2 separate regions of the Homo sapiens genome follow, and region 2 is linked to region 1. The links are chromatin contacts, found by Hi-C or POLR2A ChIA-PET in ENCODE. All regions are on one chromosome and are shown on one strand. The core of a region is the stretch at or near the end of the contact, and the rest is flanking DNA. Distances in the headings are between cores, read along the strand shown. Region 1 holds the start of FILNC1 (FOXO induced long non-coding RNA 1). Region 2 has its middle 94 kb from the start of LINC02941.

Evidence for each region. Hi-C counts contacts between places; a loop is a spot of excess contacts on that map. ChIA-PET counts read pairs that join two places held with the same protein, here RNA polymerase II (POLR2A). Pooled maps may share reads with other maps.
Region 2: a map of PC-9 shows a loop between it and region 1 (4-fold over the local background). The contact joins the enhancer-like site here to the promoter of FILNC1 in region 1. A Hi-C loop is called at or near these places in 3 of 168 maps with a recorded cell type or tissue (PC-9, endothelial cell of umbilical vein and heart left ventricle) and 5 of 50 pooled maps. POLR2A ChIA-PET finds 5 or more read pairs at or near these places in 1 of 52 experiments (AG04450).

The regions. Positions count from the first base shown.
Region 1 is chr6:139,769,802-139,772,363 of GRCh38, reverse strand. It overlaps FILNC1 (FOXO induced long non-coding RNA 1), which reads right to left and starts at 1,291. Exons shown (of 3, transcript NR_038399.2): 1 at 1,241-1,291. RefSeq lists a silencer at 1,821-1,998.
Region 2 is chr6:139,880,600-139,883,161 of GRCh38, reverse strand. No RefSeq gene overlaps it. Among named protein-coding and RNA genes, the nearest start is that of LINC02941, 94 kb to the left of the region's middle. Within about 2 kb of position 1,286, at least 6 of the 41 ENCODE cell types and tissues checked have a DNase peak (open chromatin) inside an H3K27ac peak, as active enhancers do.

The DNA.
Region 1 (2,562 bases), core at 42-2,541:
CGCCCGCCTCGACCTCCCAGAGTGCTGGGATTACAGGCATGAGCCACGGCACTCGGCCAACAAAAGAAAATTTTTGGAAGAAAGATGAGGAGTTAACAAGCCTGGAGAACTTAAGTGATTTCCCTAATTTCTTTCAGAATCTTGACAAACTTTTTCTCTTCCATACCTGAGTTCTTGGCATCTTACTTTTATTATAGCTTCACTAGGGACGTGATTGTACAAGGATGAGGCATGATCATGAATAAAACGAAGTTGGAACCCTAAGCCTAATAGTAATGAAAGGTTTCCTGTAAATGTCCGAACAAATGTACCGGGTCTGTGCAGGAATACACCAATGATGTTTCAATATACTTAAGGCATCAATACTACAGACACATACCCGTTTCCCTGCCTAAGATGTTCCACTGGTTTTCCATTTTTTACAAGAAACATGATCCATAAGGCTGTCCAAAAACCACTTAGCCCTACAAAATCTTCTACAACAGCACACAAAATATTCTGACGAAATACCAAAAGACATAGTTTCCTGTGTGTGTTCACCGGAGAACGGAGGAGAAAAGATCATTTCAAGTAAAGGATGCAGTGTTGACTGAGAGGTGTCGGAGGGTGTGACCTGCTCTCTGCGAAGTCTCCCCTGACCTCCCGGAAGAGTGAACACTCTCTCCACCAGAAAACCTCTGACCCATAGCTTTCTTATCTTACGGCGCTTATCTAACAATCTTAGATCTCTCATTTATGTAGGTGCCTTCTCTACTGAACTGGAATCATTTCTGAAATAAGAAACTCTTGTTAACAATGTGTCTGATACATGTTCATAATAATAGTTAAAACATGCATCAGGAATTCAGAATAATTCTGCTATTGCGAAGATTGTACTGAGCTACAAAAATAATTCCTTCCATTTGTAAAACATTCATTGCTTAAGAGGCACATTCACAAATCTTATATTTTACCATTAGATCTGTCAAGATATTTTTAACTTCAACTTCAGGTTAAGAAAAGTGTTAATAGACTAGATTAACTAATGTGATTAACTAATTAGATTAACTAGTTGAGAGTTTCATAAAAGTGAATTAACTTCTCTAGGCCTCAGCTTTTCTACTTATAAAACAAAAATATTTCATGTGAGTCTCTTTGAAGTCCCTCTAGCTCTATAGCAAGCAGCCAAATGGAAAAGTATAAGCAGCCAAAATTGCCATTGTTGTATTAATAAAATGAAATAAGGATCAGATAAACTCACAGAATGAGAACTGTCATCATCTGTAGGAGTTGTTGGCTCTTTCTGCAAATCCTACGGATGACAACAAGAACGAAAAACTGTTAGAGAGTTTAGAGAGGAAAGAGGAACCACGAAGAAGGACCAAGTAGTTGCAAAGGACACCAAAAATAAAAAATAAAATAAAATAAAAATTGAGAATGAATAAGCTTAATTTATACTGCCTAGGAATCTCTCTTTTATTTTATTTTATTTTATTTTATTTTTTCTGGAGACAGAGTTTCACCCTGTCACCCAGGCTGGAGTGTAGTGGCATGATCTCAGCTCACTGCAGTCTCTACCTCCCGGGTTCAAGCAATTCTCCTGCCTCAGCCTCCCAGGTAGCTGGGATTACAGGCATGCGCCACCACGCCCGGCTAATTTTTGTATTTTTACTAGAGACGGGGTTTTGCTGTGTTGGCCAGGCTGGTTTTGAACTCCTGACATCAAGTGATCCGTCCACCTCTGCCTCCCGAAGTGCTGGGATTACAGGCGTGAGCCACGGCACCAGGCCTAGGAATGCTTTTTCACAAAAAACACACAGGACACTTTTTTTTTTTTTTAATTATACTTTAAGTTCTACGGTACACGTGCGCAACGTGCAGGTTTGTTACATATGTATACATGTGCCATGTTGGTGTGTTGCACCCATTAACTCATCATTTACATTAGGTATATCTCCTAATGCCATCCCTCCCCCCTCCACCCAACCCACGACAGGCCCCAGTGTGTGATGTTCCCTGCCTGTGTCCAAGTGTTCTCATTGTTCAATTCCCACCTATGAGTGAGAACATGAGGTGTTTGGTTTTTTGTCCTTGTGATACTTTGCTGAGAATGATGGTTTCCAGCTTCAACCATGTCCCTACAAAGGACATGAACTCATCCTTTTTATTGCTGCATAGTATTCCATGGTGTATATGTGCCACATTTTCTTAATCCAGTCTATCATTGATGGACATTTGGGTTGGTTCCAAGTCTTTGCTATTGTGAATAGTGCCGCAATAAACATATGTGTGCATGTGTCTTTATAGCGGCATGATTTATAATCCTTTGGGTATACACCCAGCAATGGGATGGCTGGGTAAAATGGTATTTCTAGTTCTAGATCCTTGAGGAATTGCCACACTGTCTTCCACAATGGTTGAACTAGTTTACAGTCCCACCAACAGTGTAAAAGTGTTCCTGTTTCTCCACATCCTCTTCAGCACCTGTTGTTTCCTGACTTTTTAATGATTGCCATTCTAACTGGTGTGAGATGGTATCTCATTGTGGTTTTGATTTGCATTTCTCTGATGGCCAGTGATGAT
Region 2 (2,562 bases), core at 37-2,536, 110 kb before region 1:
TGGGTCAGATTTATCCAAATAAGCTGGCCTATATGCCCAGATGATTGACAATTTTCTATTCTACTTGCAACTGGAAACAGCTAGGCAGAGAGAGAACAGGAATGAGGTCACAGATCTGCTATTTATAGGATACCAGCCACCACACTCAGCTGCTTTTCAGTTAAGGTGAATATTGAATGTAATTTTCTTTCTCCAACTCCATACAGAGGAACTACTTTCAGAAAAGGAAATTATAGAATTTAATAATATTTCTTGTGACATGGTGATTTGCTTTGTGACAGTCTGCACAACTTTTACCACATATTCATCTGGGCTTATTGACCATAAATAAAAATGCAGTCACATTCTTTCTCTTACTCCATGGATTTTTTTTAAAAATAAAGCAATAAAGATTCCATGGGCTTTTTCTTTCCCTCCCACCTACAAGCTATTCATTGAATTTGCAAAGTTATAACAAAACAGAACGCCAGTCTGGACAAGGAAAGCACAACATAGCCATTTATGAGGTAAAGAATCTAAAGCCACCTGATTTGCCTGTTTGGCTGCAAGAGTTAATTCCTATGAAAAATACACTTCCTCCCATTTCCTTTGGCTGAGGCTTGTGAAGGCTGCAGACAGTGAGCGGGGGAGGGCCCGAAGCCTCTGGTCTTTTGATGTAGATATTGATGCATGACACTAGCCCCTGCGCTAAATATCAAGTTTTCTTTCTCTTCAGCATTCCTCCTAAATGGTGAAAAGGGATTCCTTTAGCCCAAATGCACAGAGAGTAGTCCTAGTTGCAGATAAAAATGGCTTGTGTTTTCTGTGACTCACCAATCATAACCAAAACTAAAACAGCAAGCTGACACAGAAAGGTTCGAGTGACGTTCGAGATTATAAATAAAAGGCAAAGAAACAAGAGAGGAACCTGCCTATGGAGTGTCTCCAATCTTTTAATTCAGAAGGGACTGAGGAAGATGAGGGGCTGAGAACTCTTTACCTTTCCTCCAGGGAAAAGACTCTTTACCAACCACCCAGGAGCGCTGGGCTTCCCAGGCAGCCTGGTGCTGCTGCAGCTGAGGCTGATCTGGTCCCAGGGCCCTGTAGCTGGTGCCTATGTTGACCAGATCAGGGATCTTCACTCTGGCGTGTGAGTAGCAATCCCCTAAACTAATCTCATACAGCATGCAGATGCCCAGGTGCTACCCAAACTGGCATTGATTTGGTCAGTTTGAAGTGGGTCTCAGGAATCTGCATTTTAACCAGAATCTCAAATAGACCTAGGACCATACTTGGAGGCTGAAAAATTTATTGATAATGCCACCTGGAGGGCATTTCCAGAACTGCTTACACATCCAGCATGCCAGAGCACCACCTGAAACCTTGCATTTGATGGATTTACAGATTTTTTTACAGATAGTTACATGTAAAGGCCTAAGAACAAATCTAAAAGATATCATTTAAAGACTTCTTTTTACTGGCAAAATGAGACAGAGGTTACATTTGTTTAAGCAGTCAGGGCTGCAGCTGTCAATTTGAAATTGACAATTGGTTTTATAGGGCAAGATTTGGCAAAAAAGATCAGAGACATTTTAACCCTACTATCCACTTTTTTTTTTTTAACACATAAAAGCTACTTGTGGAGAAGCATGGTGTGTGCATGTGTGTGTTTCTTCCACTGACCGGTATCTTCGTGCCTTGCCCCTCCCCCTCCACACCATATGCCAGTCTTTCTTCCCGTGCCCTCACTGTTCCCTTTGTCTCATTTGACAGCCCTCTTTGTCCTCCTTTTGCCATCATTCAGCTTATTGCCGATACAATAAAGCTCACAAAGAGGATTGCTCATTGGTGATGGTGTTGACCACTTTATGAAGAAGAGAAGAATTACTAAAACCACAACTCAATGTTTTTAACATTTGAAATATACAGAGTACATTCATATTGTGCCATTTGACTTTCAGAAAACAAACAAACAAAAAACCAAGGTAAATATAATTATGCCCAATGAAGGCTTGACATTGAGAGAGTGTTAGGGACTTGTTCAAGACCACATTTGAGTAAAGAGTAGAGCCCGAGCTTGGACCCACAAAAGTCACACTGCTCTTTACAGCTGTACCATTTAGAAGAAGGAGGACTCTTAGAACTACTCAGGTTTTTGACATGATTGAGGCGTTTCTGTTTGAAACTCAGGTTTTAAAAAACTGATTACATAAAACTACTGGACTGTAAACAGGATTCAATTTATCCTGAAGTAATTTGTCCAATGGTGTAAAGAAAAGCACTTTTTGCATTTTCCTAGAAAGGGGGCAGGAAATAAAAAAAAAAAACAGCATAGACCCATCATCCTGTAAACATGTCTAAGGCATAAATGCTTTTGTCTCAGTTATTTAGCCACTTCTGGGTAAATGCTTTTGTCCCGGTTATTTAGCCACTTCTGAGATTACTGGTGGTCTTCCAAGTCAATCCAGTGAATCTCTGTAAATTTTAAGGTTGGGCACTAATCTGCAAAAGAAAAATACTCAACCACCCATTCTGTTTTAGTTGGAAAAACTCAGAATTAACTGAAATATACAACAGAATTAA